Regions from separate parts of the Mus musculus genome. Here region 1 is linked to region 2. A link is a loop called in an ENCODE intact Hi-C map of the cell type or tissue named here. Cell type or tissue: heart. All regions are shown on one strand. Links, peaks and the distances in the headings refer to the core of each region. The heading gives the core; the rest is flanking DNA.

Region 1 (8,313 bases), core at 1-8,000, 49 kb before region 2:
TTCTAATAAATCCTTCCCCTTACACCCTCACTCACTCTGTAAGTTATGTTCCTCTAGAGAACCCTAATAGACCAAAGTACCAGGTAAGTAGTTTGTGAGGAAAACAGAAATTCCTAGATGCCTGCTCAGGCTCACACAGTATCCCTGACCTCATCAGATGCGGAGCAAAGCTGAGTTCAGTCTCCTGTCTGTCACAGAGTGGTAGCTTCTCCCTAAAGCTAGAAGAGATTACAACCTTACCTGGAAGAGCAGAGGCTAAGGAATTGTCTTCCAGATCCTGCAAAAGAGCACCAGCATTCACAAGCTGGCGGATGGGACGTCTTCGAGCCAGACCAGGTCTCTCCACTGTCTCTGGCTGACCAGGTAGAACAAAGGTAAGATTGAAGGAGCTGTTAAGATGGAAGCAGACACAAGGAAAGCCTGAGACACAGCTTCCCCAAAGGGACTTATCTCTTAGAATCTGGTGACCATACTGTATAAACCCCAGAACAGGGAACAGTACCTAGCCAAGGATGAAACATCAGCACTCCTACTCCTACGTGGCTCTATCAGGTTCCATCAAGAAAATGTAAGAAAAAGAATCCACAGTGAGTTACCCAAGCCTACGAAAGCTCTCTTGGGTCTTTCCTATATCCCAAGCGGAGAGAAAATAGCTCAGGTGTGTGCTAGATCTCACCTTGGGAGAGAGGCAACCCCTGGTCCACTTCCTGCTGAAATACTGATAATCTCAGTTTCTGCTTCCTTTTGCCAGGGGCTGTTAGACCCGGAGCCAGGGTTGAGGGGGGCTCCAGTTCAGGAAGGTGTAGCTCCAGGCTGTAAGGATGAAGTTTATCTCAAACATGTCAGGAAGCCCAATTTTAGTTTCTGGGGATCCCAAGAGGTGGCTCAGCCTATGAGGGAAATTCACCGTGTACCTTCCCCGACTGCTCTCCCGTCTGGAGGACCGGGCCACTTCTGGTACTTGTGCTGGCTTCACCACTGGGTCTGGCATCACAGTGGACGATTCTGGGGCTATAGAATGAGCAAGAAAAGGGTGGGGCTGACCAAGAAGGACATCATAGGACTCACTGTTGGACTAGCACCTAATTTTAACTGGCAGGCTGACACCCACTTACCAGTTAGTAAGATATTCCTTAGCAGAGTCCGGGGTGTCTGTTCCTCCAGGCGCCCACGACCTTGAACACGAGTCGATCTGCCAACTGACTATGGGTACAAGCGCCACTAGTCTCTCTTTTGGCTTGAGAGCCCCTCAAGGTAGGCTTCAAAACAAAAATAGACTTTAGGGTTCTATGAAGTCACTCATGGAGTAGGTGGACACTTACCCTAGCTCCATGGGATTGCTTCCTAGCACTTGTCTTTGTTTGGCTACCCTGCCTGTTAGAGTATGGCGTTTGAGACCGTCTTCTTTGTGCACTGTGTAAAAAAACAAAAACAGGACAACCTGCCCTGAGATCTCTGTAGGAAGTTGGGGGTAAGGACCTGGAGGTACAGACGTTTGTTTAGGGGCTGTGGTTTAAAAGCTTTCCTTTAGGGGCAGGGTCCCAGAAACCACTTGTACCTTCCATGGTCCCCAGCAAAGAGGGGGATGAGGGGTAACCCTGAGGGACAGATGGACTATGACTGATCTAGCTGGGATGAGGGTAAGTCTAGCAGAATAACAAAACATGACTGGAGGGTGGTCACAGAGGTTACAAACCGGAAGAGCATCCTGTCCCGTCCCAGGCATTAGAATAACAATCCAAGTAGGACATTTTTTTTTTTTTTTTTTTTTTTTTTAGTTTTTCGAGACAGGGTTTCTCTGTGTAGCCCTGGCTGTCCTGGAACTCACACTGTAGACCAGGCTGGCCTCGAACTCAGAAATCAGCCAAGTAGGAAATTTAAGTTACTTTTAACCTTTCAAGTTGTCATCAAGGTGTGACATTAAGCTCCCCATGGGTCACCCCAGCCCTTTTTCTCCAGTACAGTGTGTCTCAGAACTCTGTGTTCCGCAGGCTTCCACCTCATTACTCACAGGCCTAAAACATAGCCGGAGGGGCTGGCCAGATTGCTCAGTGGTTAAAGGCAACTGCTTCCAAGCCTAGCATCCTGAGTTCAATGACCTGGACCCACGTGCTGGAAGGTCAGAACTGACTCTAAGAGTGTCCTTTGACCTACACACACTCTCTCACAAACACCGACAGTAAATAAATACATAATGCCCCATCATGAATTAACAAGGGCCCGGTGGGACCAACATGTTAATCCCAGCGACCAGGGAGGTTAGGGAAAGAGGATGGGGAGTCCAAAGCCTGTCTGGGCTAGTTTCAAGCCACGCCCAGGCAACTTCTTGAGATCCTGTGGCAAAGAAATAGGGAAAGGGCTGGAGATGACGCACAATGGTAGGGTGCTTAATTAGCAGGCATAAGATCCTAGGATCAACCACTAATACTTTGGAGAATAAAAGAAAACACCTTATCATGAACGAGTCTCCACTTGGAAAGAAGGGCATTCTTCCAGACTGGTGGAAGCCAACTTCGGTACCTTCTGCTCACAACCCTCCTTAAGCTTCACTCCCCAAAGTCAGGACTACACAGAGGAACCCTGTCTCGAAAACCGAAAAAACAAAAACAGAAGAAAGAAGAAAGAAGAAGGAAGAAGAAGAAGAAGAAGAAGAAAAAGGAAGAAGGAAGAAGAAGAAGAAGAAGAAGAAGAAGAAGAAGGAAGAAGAAGGAAGAAGAAGGAAGAAGAAGAAGAAGAAGAAGAAGAAGAAAGAAGAAGAAAGAAGAAAGAAGAAGAAAAGAAGAAAGAAAAAAGAAAGCAAAGCATCAAGAAGAAGAAAGAAAAAAGGAAAGCAAAGCATGAAGAAGAAGAGAGAAAAAAGAAAGCAAAGCATGAAGAAGAAGAAAGAAAAAGAAAAGAAAAAAAGCAAAGCAAGAAGAAGAAAGAAAGAAAGAAAGAAAGAAAGAAAGAAAGAGAAAGAAAAGAAAGAAAGCAAAGCATCTTTCCAGTTCCTGCCCCCCGACCTGCCATGGGAGCCTCAGAGAGTAGGACTGTGTGTGTTGTGAAAGGTGAAGTCACCTAGAAGCAGGGGTAGATGTCACGACAACCTTGGCCTGGGAGGGGGGTGAGTGAAACAGGCTAGAAAACACAGAGCCTTGCCCTCTGCTCCTAGAGATCCAGCACCGTTGTGAGTGAGACTCTGCGGTCTCACCCTGGGGCATACGGTGAGAGTACAAAACCGCACAGCTGAGTTCAATTTGATTAGGAACCCCGAGTCTGATCTCAGCATCTCAGACTGTACTCTGAGACGCGGTTTTCCTTTCCAGACGCAGACACCACTGTCCATTCATTCCAGTTGCTCACCGCAACACTCTTACGTACTTGATCCGAGTGCTCCGGCGTCTCATCGGAGTGCGCGAATCCGCCGTCTCCAGCACGCGCCGCAAAAGCGTGCGTACAGTAGGATCGCCGTCAGAAAAGCTGAGGTCCGCCATGTTCAGGACCCCACCCCTCCTAACTGCTCAAGCAGCAGCGAGCACCGCGTTCCCACCGCCTATTTTGAGTCAAGTCTCGCGATGCTGCCACATGGCCCCACGGGAACTGTAGTCCAACAGCTGGGGAACCGGGTCTGATGTGATTGTAAATTGATTTTGGAGGCGGTCTCATGTTAACCCTGAGGGGAAAGCATGCAACCAGTTAAGACTTCATGGTTTCTTCATTTAAAAAAAAAAAAAAAGTTTTTTTTTTTAAAGGCTTATAATAATCTTAAAGAACTAGGGGACTAGAAGTATGGCTCAGCGGCAAGGCCTACTTGCTGCTCTTGTATAGAACCTGAACCCGTAAGGAAAGGTCATGACTGCCAGAAACACCAGTGTCCGGGCATCAAATGTCCTCCTCTGGTCTCTTCAGACACCAGACATACATGTAGGGTCAACCTCTCTGGACAGCCCTCTTGCCTTTACCATAGGAATACTCCGATGGCAGATGTAGGCCACTATGGTAGATTTTGATAATTTCATGTGCGCGCACGTGCGTATATACTTTTTGTTTTTGAAACAGCGTGGTGTGTAGCCCAAGCTGACCTCAAAATCCCTAGGTAGTCCAAGATGACCTTGAACTTCTAAGCCTCCTGCTTCCACTTCTGTTTGATTGCGTTACAGGTGTTTTCTTCCTTCCTTCCGTTCTTTTTGTTTGTTAGTATAGAACAGGATTTATTCAGGGCATGGGAAGGGGAGATGAGGGAGTAGACATAGAGGCAGAGAGAATAGAGGAGTAGAGGTCGCCCATGGGCACCTGGAGAGAGGGAGGAGGGCAATGGGGGGGGGAGTAGAAGCAAGAGCAGGTGAGCGAGAATACAGGTGTTTTCTATTGCACCCCGTTTAAATTTTTATTTTCTTTAGAAGTCTTGGGTTTTGTTGTTGTTTTGTTTGGGTTTTGTTTTGGTTTGGGTTTTTTGTTGCTTTTTTTTTTTCGTTGTTGTTGTTGTTTTTGGTTTGGTTTTTTGAGACAGGTTTTGGGTTTTTTTTTTGTTTTTGTTTTGTTTTTTGTTTTTTTTGAGACAGGGTTTCTCTGTATTGCCCTGGCTGTCCTGGAACTCACTCTGTAGACCAGGCTGGCCTCGAACTCAGAAATCTGCCTACCTCTGCTTCCCAAGTGCTGGGATTAAAGGCGTGTGCCCCACCGCCCGACTGTTGTTTTGTTTTGAGACAGGTTGTATGTAGTTCAGACTTGCCTCAGACTTTCCACGCAGCAGATGATGACCTTGAACTTGTGATTCATGCCTGTGGTTGCTGGGATTTGAACTCAGAACCTTCCAGAGAGCAGTCAGTGTTCTTAAACCCTGAGCCATTTCTCCAGCCCCCTTGAGCGACCCATGGCTTGTCAGATTTTCTTTGGCAGTCACAAGGGAAACAGATGTAGAGGACCCAAGATTAGAAGCAGAGACATGCAATATGATTCTTGCTTTTCACTAGAGATGCCAAGTCCAGAGGATAGGTAAGACAGTGCTGGGGAGAAATTGCGCACTTTGTTTGCTTTTGGTGCTGAAGACCAGGCACAGTCCCTACTTTCAACTTACTAGATATTATTTGAATGTCCATGAGTATGTTAAAGGCTATTTATGTACTGAAGGTAGAGTCAAATTGAGTATCTTCTTTAATGCTTTGTGGGTTTGAATCAATGTGATTCTTCCTCACAAGTTAAAAAGCCAGGCATGAGCAGGGCAGTGGTGGCACAGGCCTTTAATCCCAGCACTTAGGAGGCAGAGGCAGGCTGATTTCTGAGTTCGAGGCCAGCTTGGTCTATAGAGGGAGTTTCAGGACAGCAAGGACTACACAGAGAAAACCTGTCTTGAAAAACCAAAAATAAATAAATAAAAAAAATACCAAGCATTGTGTCCCATGCCTATAATGGCAGTGCTAGAGGTGCATCCCTGCAGCTAACTGGCCAGCCAGCCTAAAATGAAAAGGCCAGCCGGCGTGGTGGCATACGCCTTTAATCCCAGCACTTGGGAGGCAGAGGCAGGTGGATTTCTGAGTTCGAGGCCAGCCTGGTCTACAGAGTGAGTTCCAGGACAGCCAGGGCTACACAGAGAAATCCTGTCTCAAAAAAAAAAAAAAAAAAAGAAAAAAGAAAAGGCCAAGGGCCTTGAGGAATGAATGATACCCAGAAATTGACACTCACTGGCACACATATGAACATGCATAAATGCAAACATTACTCCCCCACTCTCACACATGATATATGTATAAACATATCTCCCATTACTTTGAATGTTTTTAAAATTAATAAATGTGAAAAATATTATACGATATTTATATATTGGTTTGTTTGGTTGGTTTTTGTTTTTTGTTTTTTTTTCGAGACAGGGTTTCTCTGTGTAGCCCTGGCTGTCCTGGAACTCACTCTTTAGACCAGGCTGGCCGCGAACTCAGAAATCTGCCTCCGCCTCTGCCTCCTAAGTGCTGGGATTAATGGCGTGTGCCACCAATTGCCTTGAATGTGTTTTCCCTTCACTGTCTGGCACATTGTAAGCAGCTAGTAGGGACATGGTTTAGGTCAGTGAGTCCATCCATGTAAGAGGTAGCTGAGAGTCGGGAGAGTGCTCCCAATATAAGAAATTGACTCCAGAAGTTCTTCTGGGAGGACTCGGGTTTCCTCTAGGCTAAAGAATGCAGTCCACTCCAAGGTACTGGGGGTCGGGGGTGGGGTGGGGTGGGGTGTTTTTTATAGCAAGCTGCAGAACCTCATTCAAATCCTGGTCTGCAGGAACTCCACCTCTCCTTTAGGAGGCGCTGCAGCCCGCGGCCGCACCAAAACGTTCTTCTGAGGCATCATGGAACTTGTAGTCTTTGTGTTCTTATACCCAGAGCGCTTGCGCTCACCAGGCACGCGCCCGGTACCATCAGGATTCCGGATCCTTGTGAAGGGTAGCCCATGCCATAACGTTCCATTCGAATACATTTTTACCTTTCGCTTAGGACGAGCTTCATCTGGAAAATAATCGACTCTGAACAGGATATCGCGGTGTCCAGGAAAGCCGCCGGAATAAGCCCGCCCCATCCCGGAAGTGAGAGGCTTCTGGCGCAGTGCATTGTGGGGGGCGTAGTCCTCCTTTCCAGGCGGTCCTTCGCGGCGTCCCCCGGGCCGACTCCGAAGCGCAGGCGGACGGCCGGGTGGGTAGCGCGGCGCGGGCGGTCCGCAACCATATTCTGGGCACGGGGCCTCGGCCCGGGACGACTGCGCCGGGCGGCAATAGTGAGAGGCCTCTGAGAGCCTCGCGCGGCGCCGCCCGTCGAGGAGCTGAGACAGGGGCCAGACCCGGCCGTCGAAGAGCTCGAGAGGCCGGTGGGCCGGGCCGCGCGTCGCAGCCATGCCTGGCTTTACGTGCTGCGTTCCGGGCTGCTACAACAATTCACACCGGGACAAGGCGCTGCACTTCTACACGTTTCCCAAGGACGCTGAGTTGCGGCGCCTCTGGCTCAAGAACGTGTCCCGTGCTGGCGTCAGTGGGTGCTTCTCCACCTTCCAACCCACCACCGGCCACCGTCTCTGCAGCGTCCACTTTCAGGGCGGCCGCAAGACCTACACGGTGCGCGTTCCCACCATTTTCCCGCTGCGTGGCGTCAATGAGCGCAAAGTAGCTCGGAGACCTGCGGGAGCTGCGGCAGCCCGCCGTAGGCAGCAGCAGCAGCAACAACAACAGCAGCAGCAGCAACAGCAGCAGCTGCAACAGCAGCAGCCGTCTCCGTCCTCCTCCACTGCCCAGACCACCCAGTTGCAGCCGAACCTGGTGTCTGCCTCTGCAGCTGTGCTTCTTACGCTTCAGGCCGCCGTAGACAGCAACCAGGCTCCGGGATCCGTGGTTCCCGTGTCCACGACTCCCTCGGGAGATGATGTGAAGCCCATCGACCTCACAGTGCAAGTCGAGTTTGCAGCTGCTGAAGGGGCAGCCGCCGCTGCCGCCGCCTCAGAGCTAGAGGCTGCTACGGCTGGGCTGGAGGCCGCTGAGTGCACTCTGGGCCCTCAGCTGGTGGTGGTAGGGGAAGAGGGCTTCCCTGACACTGGCTCTGACCACTCGTACTCCTTGTCCTCGGGTACCACGGAGGAGGAGCTCCTGCGCAAGCTGAACGAGCAGCGGGACATCTTGGCCCTGATGGAAGTGAAGATGAAGGAGATGAAGGGTAGCATCCGCCATCTGCGTCTCACCGAGGCCAAGCTCCGTGAAGAACTTCGAGAGAAGGATCGTCTGCTTGCCATGGCTGTCATCCGTAAGAAGCACGGCATGTGAATGGTTCCCCCCAGAAACCTGCAGAATTCGTGACTCCTTCCAGCCCAAGGAATCCTCAGGCAAATGTTGTACTCCCCAGTATTCCTGTTGACAGTGCCGAGGTTTAGGACAGCGGGACTCCAGTTGGTCAGTTGGCACCTTCTTTCGTCTCCTCGTGAAGTAAGAGTTGGGGACTTCAGAATCTGGTGACACCAGCAGTTATGACTTTGTCTCTCACTCCCCAGTTTATGTTGCAGATTCTGGTTATACACAGGCTTCAGAACCACTGAACTTGGAACTTACCCTGGAGGGGGTGCAGATGGAACTCTTAAGGGACTGTGGGTTTGAGGAAACCACTTCTTCAGGTTGGCCAGCAATCAGAGACAGCTTTGCTGTGTGTAGTGATAAGAGATCTCAGTAACATCGTTTCTCCTTTCCATGCTACCCGGTTCAGGTGCAGTCTGTGATTCTGATGGGGACTAGCTGATCTGTGCCTCTGTCTCTTAGGACCTCTCTACCCAGAAGGTCATTTATGAGAGGGCTCTGGGTGACTTGCTGATGGAGAT
Region 2 (8,327 bases), core at 92-8,091:
TGAGCCAGCCCCAGCCCCAAGCCCCTCATTGACCTAGACTTTTATATCTCACTATGTCGTCCTGGCTGTCCTGGAAAACACTACATAGACCAAGCTGGCCTCAAATACATAAAGATCTTCCCACTTCTACCTCCTGAATACTGGACCTAAAGTTGTGTATCACCTTGCTAAGCCTGTCTATCTGTTTTATAAAATACATCTATTGTGTGTAGGTATGAGAGAGGGTGCTGGCAGATGTGACACAGTACACGTGTGGAAGTCAGGAGAAAAAAACTTAACAGGAATCGACTCTCTCCTTCCACTACACAGATCTCAGGGATTTAACTCAGGTCACCATCTTGCTGGCTATATATATATTTTTTCAATGTGTGTGTGTGTGTGTGTGTGTGTGTGTGTGTGTGTGTGTGTAGCCCTAGCTGTCCTGAAACTATCTGTAGACTAGGCTGGCCTCAGACTCACAGAGATTTGCCTACTTTTGCCTCCTGAGTGCTAGGATTAAAGGCATGGACAGCTCACGTCTATTTTGTTGTTGTTGTTGTTGTTGTTGTTGTTGTTGTTAGAATATTCTTTCATCGTTCTTCTTGGTCAAGAAACAGCTATTTCTTGATTGTCCTCACCTCTTCTAGAAAGTACTCTGTAATTGAATATAAGCTGAATGGAAAGTATCTCAAGATATACACAGAGCTGGGGCTTTTCCCTGTCTCCGCATAACACTGGATTGTGACTACCTACATCCCAGTGAAAATTCACAGATGTGGACTCCTCAAAGGTAAAGGGTGCTTTTTGTGTCTCTAGCACCCAATCTAAAAATAAAGAGTACAGCGTGGAGAATAAGGAATGAAAGAATCTCTTAACTCCAACATGGGCATTTTTATAGTCAACATGAGCTTGTACTAAAAATGACTCCAGGGCATGTCATCCTGGGACACCTCCCTCAGCATGGGCGTATAGTTGGGAGTGGTGTGCTGGAGCTTCGGATCCTGATAGTTTTCTAGACCTAGTAAATGGCCAGGAATAGCCTGCTTCTGTAAGCAGGGATGGCTGCTCTGGCCAGCCATTGGTGGGGTGGGGATTACAACCCTCCTACAGTGACCTACATTTACCCTGATGTTTGCTCCCTAAGTCCCTACTCTGCCATGGGCTGGGATCGGAGGTTGAGTGGGGGAAGACTTTGCTCTGTGGCCAGGGGCTTAAAGGCTTTATGGGTTTTATCTCAGAGCTAGCGCAGACGGTTGGGATGATAGCCAAGATGCCGGTGCCTAGGCATAGCTACCTAGGTCTAAGCACGGTCACAGTGTTCTACAGCTGTAGATCTATATAGACAAGGTGGAGTTGACCATTCAGATAGATGTCCTGGGACCAGTTGCCATCACACCAGAACACGTTCCTGCTAAGCCTGTGTTTTTCCCTAGATCCCAAACCAATACCTGAATATACAGCGTATACGAGTAAATACTCGTTCCTTTATTTGCCAAATACCTTGACAAATAAAAGACTATAGATTTCTGAGTGTTATCAACTCTGGACTTCTATATTATTTTTTTATTGTGAGACTAAAATCATGATTACAATATGTTCATAGTAAATATAAGGATAGGAAATTCGTATGGAAAGGCTTGAGGGTGACATCTTCCCCGAGAATTCATATAACTGTGGAAATGTCAGAGCTGGATTTGATCCCAGATTTGGCCCCAAAATCAATGCTCCTTTTTTGTTGTTATTAAAATTATTTATTGGGCTGGTGAGATGGCACAGCAGTTAAGAGCATTGACTGCTCTTCCAGAGTTCATGAGTTCAAATCCCAACAACCACATGGTGGCTCACAACCATCCGTAATGACATCTGACGCCTCCTCCTGGTGTGTCTGAAGACAGCTACAGTGTACTTACATAAAAAAAATAAACCTTTAAAAATTATTTATTTATTCACTTTATCACCCCTTCCTTTCCTCTCAGTAATCAGTCACACAGGTCCTTCCCCCATCCACTTTCCCTGTCTCTTTTGAGAAGGGGAAGCCCTACTCTGGGTATCACCCCTCCTCATGCTGTTTTTTTTAGGCAAGGTCTCCCTGTGCAGCAGCCCTGGGTATCCTGTTGCTATAGACAGACCATGCAGGCCTTGAACTCAGAGGTCCCCCCTCTGCTTCCCAAATCACACCAGGCTGGGTTAAAGTTCATGTTTTTAGTAATCCCATAACCCTTTGAGAAACAAATTTCATTGCTGCCATTTTGAAAGATGGTCTTAATCTGTATCCCAAGAAAACTTATAACTTCTATAACCTGGCCTTTTTTTTTTTTTAAACCTCTCACTGCAATATCCCCTTAAATTCCTGAGTGCCAGGATTATAGGCATGTGGGAACACACTGATGAATTTTTTTATTGAGATAGGACCTTAATAAATACACCAGGCTAGCCTCAAACTAAAGTCTTTCTTGTTGCTGCTTCCAAAGTACTAGGATTACAGGCTAACGATGTTTTGTCTTTTTTAAAAAAGTAAAAGTTGTTTCAAAACCTAGTGTGTTAGTACAAAAAAAAAAATCTTTATTTTTTTAATTAATTAATTTTTTGTTTTTTTTTCAAGACAGGGTTTCTCTGTATAGCCTTGGCTGTCCTGGAAGTCACTTTGTAGATCAGGCTGGCCTCGAACTCAGAAATCTGCCTGCCTCTGCCTCCCGAGTGCTAGGATTAAAGACGTGTGCCCCCACGTCCAGCTTCTTTGTTTATTTTTGAGACAGGTTTCTCTGTAATAGCCCTGACTGTCCTGGAACTAGCTTTGTAGACCACACTGGCTTGGAACTCAGAGATCCTCCTGCCTGAGTGCTGAGATTAAAGGAATGTGCCCACCATGTCAAGCTTGGTAACAATCTTTTTTATTCGTTATTTTATTTTATAAATCTCGTGATTCATTTGTGTTTGCATCAATACATTAACAATCTTTTTTACTTTTTATTTTATGTTATAAATCTCGTGATTCATTTGTTTTTGCATCAATACATTAAAAAAAATTAGCCCTGGCGTGATGACACACTCCCTTGCCCTTCAAGAACTCCTTCATCTATAGAAGAATCTTGCCATTTTTTTTCCATTTCTCTCGGTCATTACCTTTCCCAGAACTTTTCCCTCCACAAATGGCTCCCCAGCGGTGTCTAGCGGCAAACAGACCCACCCCTGGAAAAGAGCTCTGCTCCGCCCCGAAGACGTTGATTGGCAGGCACTCCGAACCCCCCCCCCCCCCTACACACACTTGCGTTCGCGTCTGGAGGCTCCGCCTCCCTTCCGTCCCTTGGCCGCCCAAGTTTGTTTTGGCGTCAGGCGCGCGCAGTAATGACGCCACCACGCTGACGCGGGAGGATGGCGGCGGCGCCCGTGGCCTGGGCTGGGAGACGGTGGGCTGAGCCGCCGAGACTCCGGAGAGCCCGCCGCCCGCGCGAGGTGAGGCCTTCCGGCTCGGGGCTTCGGCCTGACCGGCGTGAGGGGCCTGCGAGTTCAGCCGCGGGCGCAGCCAGGGCCTGGCGCGACTCCGAGCCCTCGGTCCCCGTGCACTGGGGCCTGTGGGCTGGGGAGCAGGCCGGGCTGTGGCTACCCGCGGTCCCCAGGCATGGCCTCGAAACCTCCTGCCGCGTTAGGCCCGATGGACTTGGTCATCTGCCTGTCTGTGGCCCAGCCGTCCCGCGTCCAGCGCGGGTCAGGTTGATCTAACCTTGTTGTGTGCGGCGCCTACTCCACACCCTTCCCTTGCGACTGAACGCCAGGGTCCTGCGGGGGCCATCGATCGCTTCCATGTACTGGCTGGAAAAAGGGCCAGAGTCCAGCTGGGTCGCTTGCAAGGCAAACCTGTCATACTTATAAGGAGAGCCCCGCTCAGTCCTCTGAAGCTGCTGCGTGTATAATTCGCACCAGAAAAATCACTCGTTAAAATTGCCTCCTTAGTCACTGTAGGGAAAAACTAAACCTTGTAGCCTGCAGCATTCAAAGCTTATCATAATCGGATGTGGCCTACCTAGCCCTGCAGAGAACGCCTGGGCACGTCTGTACTGCGATTATGTAGTGTTTTGTTGAGGCATGTGAGCCTCCTATTAACTCTGTGGTTTCATACCCTCGAGGTTCAGATAGCTGCTTTCTCGGTTTGTGAAACTTCCGTTCATTTCCACCCTCACTCACCAGTAGAGGAAATTAACCTGTGTCTTTTTGAATCTATCACCAATGTCTTTTCCTTGGAAAACTGTCTCCTGCGTTCACACAGTAGTAGTGTTTAGTTAAAGCTATCGGGACACTGACTTGAATAGATACAGATTAAGCCTTGGGGGAACATCTGTCATGGCCAGCATTTTGAGATAGTCACAGCAAACAGTGACATCTTGAAGTATTTTTTTTCAAGATACAAATTCAAGAGTTTTACTCTTCTCTAGATGTGGTAGACTACACTTCCGATCAATAAGGGCTAGTTTAGGCTACATAGTACATTTAGGACGAACCTGGGCTATATGAGACCCCGTCTCAAAAACAAAATACTCCAAAGCCCTGGTTTGGTGGTGCATGCCTGTGATCACCGCACTCCTGAGAGAGAAGCAGGAGGATGCCCAAAAGTTAAAGGACAGTCTGATATAGTGAGGCTGTCTTGGGGGTGGGGTGGGGGGAGTCTTCACTTTATTTTTCTGCTGATTTCGTTGATGGAAATTGAACTCAGGGCCTGAACCCTTTTCACTTAGCTACATGGTCAGCTTACAATGTATGGTAGCTTAAATGCTGTAACCCCAGCATTTGCGAAGCAGAAGGAGCAGGATTACCATGGTACTTGAGATGATCCCAGACTGCATATCGAGTACCAAGTCAGCCAGGACTACAGAGTGAGACCCTGTCTCATGAAGCAAAACAAAAAATAAGAAAGAAACAAGATATGAGGTAGAAATCTGTGCTTTTAAAGTTTTTTTTAAGTCTCCTTCCTCCCCCTGTACAGTGATTGATCCTGGGCATTTTGCATTCTAACAACTGAGCTGTGTCCCCTTTTCAGAAAATTGTGAAAATGATGCAGTCAGGGCATAGTTGTGCACACCTGTAATTCCAGCATTTAAGAGACTGAGGCAGGAGGATTGCTCTAAGTTTGAGGTCAGTCCTGCTTCTATAGTGAGTTCATCAGTCAGTGTAGCCTGGGCTACAGAGTGAGACCCTGTCTTGAAATTAAGAAAGCAAAGCTAATGATATTACTGTACTTCTTGGATGAAGATTTGTGCTATTGCCCCTGGAAGCTACTGGCCTTGTAGACTCCTGTTATGGATCGTTGCCCATACCTTGGAAAGACTTTGAAAGATCTAAATATATGCCAATAATGTTCTATTGAGGTACACCCCTAGCCCCAGAAAACTTCCCTGTCCATCTGTCTATCTCCCTGTGTGTATGTGTGTGCTCACTCGTGTCGGTGAGTAGGTAGGTAGGTTGGAGACAGTTTGTGAGAGTTGGTTCTCCTGTTGGTTCTAGATAGAATCGGGGGTCAGTCTTGACAGCAGGTGCTTTTGCCACTGAGCTCTCTTGCCAGCCACATCATGGTTGATGTTTTTGGTTTGGATCTAATCAAGACTAATACCACTGAGGTAGAACCCTGGCCATCTTTTTCACTTTTGATTTTTTTTTAAAAACATTCTTTTTTTTAAACAATATTTATTTATTTATTATATGTAAGTACATTGTAGCTGTCTTCAGACACTCCAGAAGAGGGCATCAGATTTTATTACGGATGGTTGTGAGCCACCATGTGGTTGCTGGGATTTGAACTCAGGACCTTCAGAAGAGCAGTGGGCACTCTTAACCACTGAGCCATCTTGCCAGCCCCACTTTTGATTTTGAGATGGGGTTTTACTACGTTATCCAAGCTGGACTTCAACTCACTCTGAGACAGGTCTTGGGATTTTCCTGCCTCAGCTTCCTGAGTAGCTTGGATTATGGGCCTTTCCCACAAGCCCCAGCTAGATAATGTCATCATTTCCCACCCCACCCCAGGGTTCTTTGTGTAGTTCTGGCTGTCCTAGAACTCATTCTGTAGACCAGGCTGGCCTTGAACTCACAAAGAGTTCCTGTCTCTGTCTCTTGGGTGCTGGGATCAAAGGCACACACCACTACTGCCTGGCAAAAACGTCTTCTAAAATTGTTCTTCATATTGTCTGTGTGTGGGATGATGCCCTGTGTCTTGTGTTTTCTTCAAGGTCATTTGTAGGTATCTGAGAGCTCTGATAACATCATTTCTCATCAGATAGATACAGTTGATCACTCCTCTAAAGGGATTTAGGGTTCTAATTTACTAGAGGGTGAGTTTGCTGAATAGGCAAGTTTTCTAAGTCTAATTGTAATCCTGTGCTTAAGATGAATAAATGAGCCAGAGAAAGTGCAGCCTACAGGAAAGTTGCCTCTGACTTTGAGGTATAGTTTCACATTGTAGATTTCCTTGTCACTTGGAACAGAATGTCCTTGAGAATCCAAATGCTTGTGGGATCTGAAACAGATGCTGAAGTCAGTCACAAGGTCATAGTTGGATGAGTGAAAATTTGGTTTGGCCTTTCATTTGGCTTTGTTAGTATGAGGATGGTCTATGAGCTACTCTGACCTTCCTCAGTGCTTAACCAGCCGTGTGGTGATGTTACTGTGCTGTAAGCCGTTGACACTATTGACCCTTAAACTTCAGGACAGCTCAGAGGAGCTGTCTTCATTGACCTAGAGCACTAGACAGTAGTGTTATTCTCTGTGTGTATCTTGACATATGGAGAGAATTTGAGAAGTAACGCCCTAGAAAGAGGTAAGGAATTCTGAGAACTGGAAAGAGGCTTTTCCAAACACCTTTTGGCTAGGTCATCACTGACCTATTCTTGACACAGTCTTTCATTGTCAGCATAGTCGATGTTAAGGTAGAAATATGTGTGATGTTTTCCTTTGCTGTAAGAAAATTAGCTGAGGGACTTTTTCAGGCTGCAGATTTGAAGTGGCCTTTCTGGGCGTCATAAGAGTGATGGGTCAGCTGGGATTGGTGACCCACTTCTTTAATCCCTGTACTTGGGAGGCAGAGGCAGGGGATCTCTGTGAGTTCAATGCCAGTCTTGTCTACGTAGTGAGTTCCAAGACAGCCACAGCCACTGTCTAGTAAAAAAATCTGTCTTGAAAAAAAAATTAATGGGTCAAAGGATTTTATGAGGACTGTCCAGACTGTAAATCCCTTGAGAGCAAAGACTGTCTTCTTTTTATCACTGTCCTAATAGAGTTTTTCCAAGGCAGGAAATCAGTAAACATTTGTGGGCTAGGAAAGGAGAACTCAGGGAAAATTACTAGATCAGTATTTCTGAGGGTGGGGTTAATAAAAATGTAACAATTGCCAGGCAGAGGTTGAATGCACACACCTTTAATCCCAGTACTTGGGAGGCAGAGGCAGGCAAATCTCTGAGTTCAACTGAGGCCAGCCTGGTCTACAGAGTGAATTCCAGGACAGCCAAGGCTATATAGAGAAACCCTGCCTCAAAAACAAAAGGTTGTTTTCTGACCTCTATATGCATGATATACACAAAACACACATCATACACATACACAAATAATGATGATGATGTTTTTGAGATAATAGTCCTGGCTGGCTTAGAACTTGCTACATTACCTGCTTCTTCTGCCTTCAAAGTACTGGGAATAGAGGTCTGTGCCACCATATGTGTCACATATATTTATATTTATATATGAATGATAGGTTTTGTTTCTCTGTGTAGTCCTGGCTGTCCTGAACTACAGAGCCTGAACCATGCTGGCCTCGAAGTCAGAGATCTACCACCTCTACCTCCCTAGTCCTGGGATTACAGGCGTGCACCACTACCACCTGGCTAAGAAATTTTAAAACACCATTGCCAAAATGGTGCTGAGATATAACTCAGTGTTGAGCACCTGCCTTGAATATGTGAAGCCTTTTGATCTAATCTCTTGTAATAATAAGAAAAAAAGGGCTGGTGAGATGGCTCAGCAGGTAAGAGCACCCGACTGCTCTTCCGAAGGTCCGGAGTTCAAATCCCAGCAACCACATGGTGGCTCACAACCATCTGTAACGAGATCTGACTCCCTCTTCTGGAGTGTCTGAAGACAGCTACAGTGTACTTACATATAATAAATAATAAATAAAAGAAAAAGAAAAAAAATCATATCTAAAGAGAAGGAGAGCTGGAGATAAAGCTCAGTCAGTGGATGGAGTGCTTGCCTGGCATTCAGGAAGCCCTGGGTTCAGTCCCTAGCACCACAAAGGACTGAACGTAGAGATACAGGTCTGTGATCTCGGAACTTTGAAGTAGAGGCTGGAGGAACAGGAGTTCAAA

What was found. A loop is a pair of places that touch in the nucleus more often than their neighbours do. Peaks named below come from ENCODE experiments on the same cell type or tissue, not always from the same donor. Only the 100,000 strongest peaks of a DNase experiment are listed, where the experiment ranks them.
Region 1: it touches region 2 in a loop (2.9-fold over the local background); 7 of 42 quality-filtered maps call a loop at or near these places.

Annotation. Positions count from the first base shown.
Region 1 is chr8:105,848,511-105,856,823 of GRCm38, forward strand. Cenpt (centromere protein T) reads right to left here and starts at 3,498. Exons shown (of 13, transcript NM_177150.2): 1 at 3,361-3,498; 2 at 1,323-1,413; 3 at 1,116-1,203; 4 at 915-1,011; 5 at 677-813; 6 at 503-545; 7 at 241-389. The coding sequence starts at 3,473. It overlaps Thap11 (THAP domain containing 11), which reads left to right and starts at 6,593. Exons shown (of 1, transcript NM_021513.2): 1 at 6,593-8,313. The coding sequence starts at 6,851. The coding sequence ends at 7,768. In heart, for the core only: a CTCF peak has its summit at 6,278; DNase peaks (open chromatin) are centred at 3,541, 6,571 and 7,471; H3K4me3 peaks cover 4,224 bases; H3K27ac peaks cover 3,858 bases.
Region 2 is chr8:105,897,109-105,905,435 of GRCm38, forward strand. It overlaps Pskh1 (protein serine kinase H1), which reads left to right and starts at 3,366. Exons shown (of 3, transcript NM_173432.2): 1 at 3,366-3,432. In heart, for the core only: a CTCF peak has its summit at 3,130; a DNase peak (open chromatin) is centred at 3,293; H3K4me3 peaks cover 1,858 bases; H3K27ac peaks cover 1,849 bases.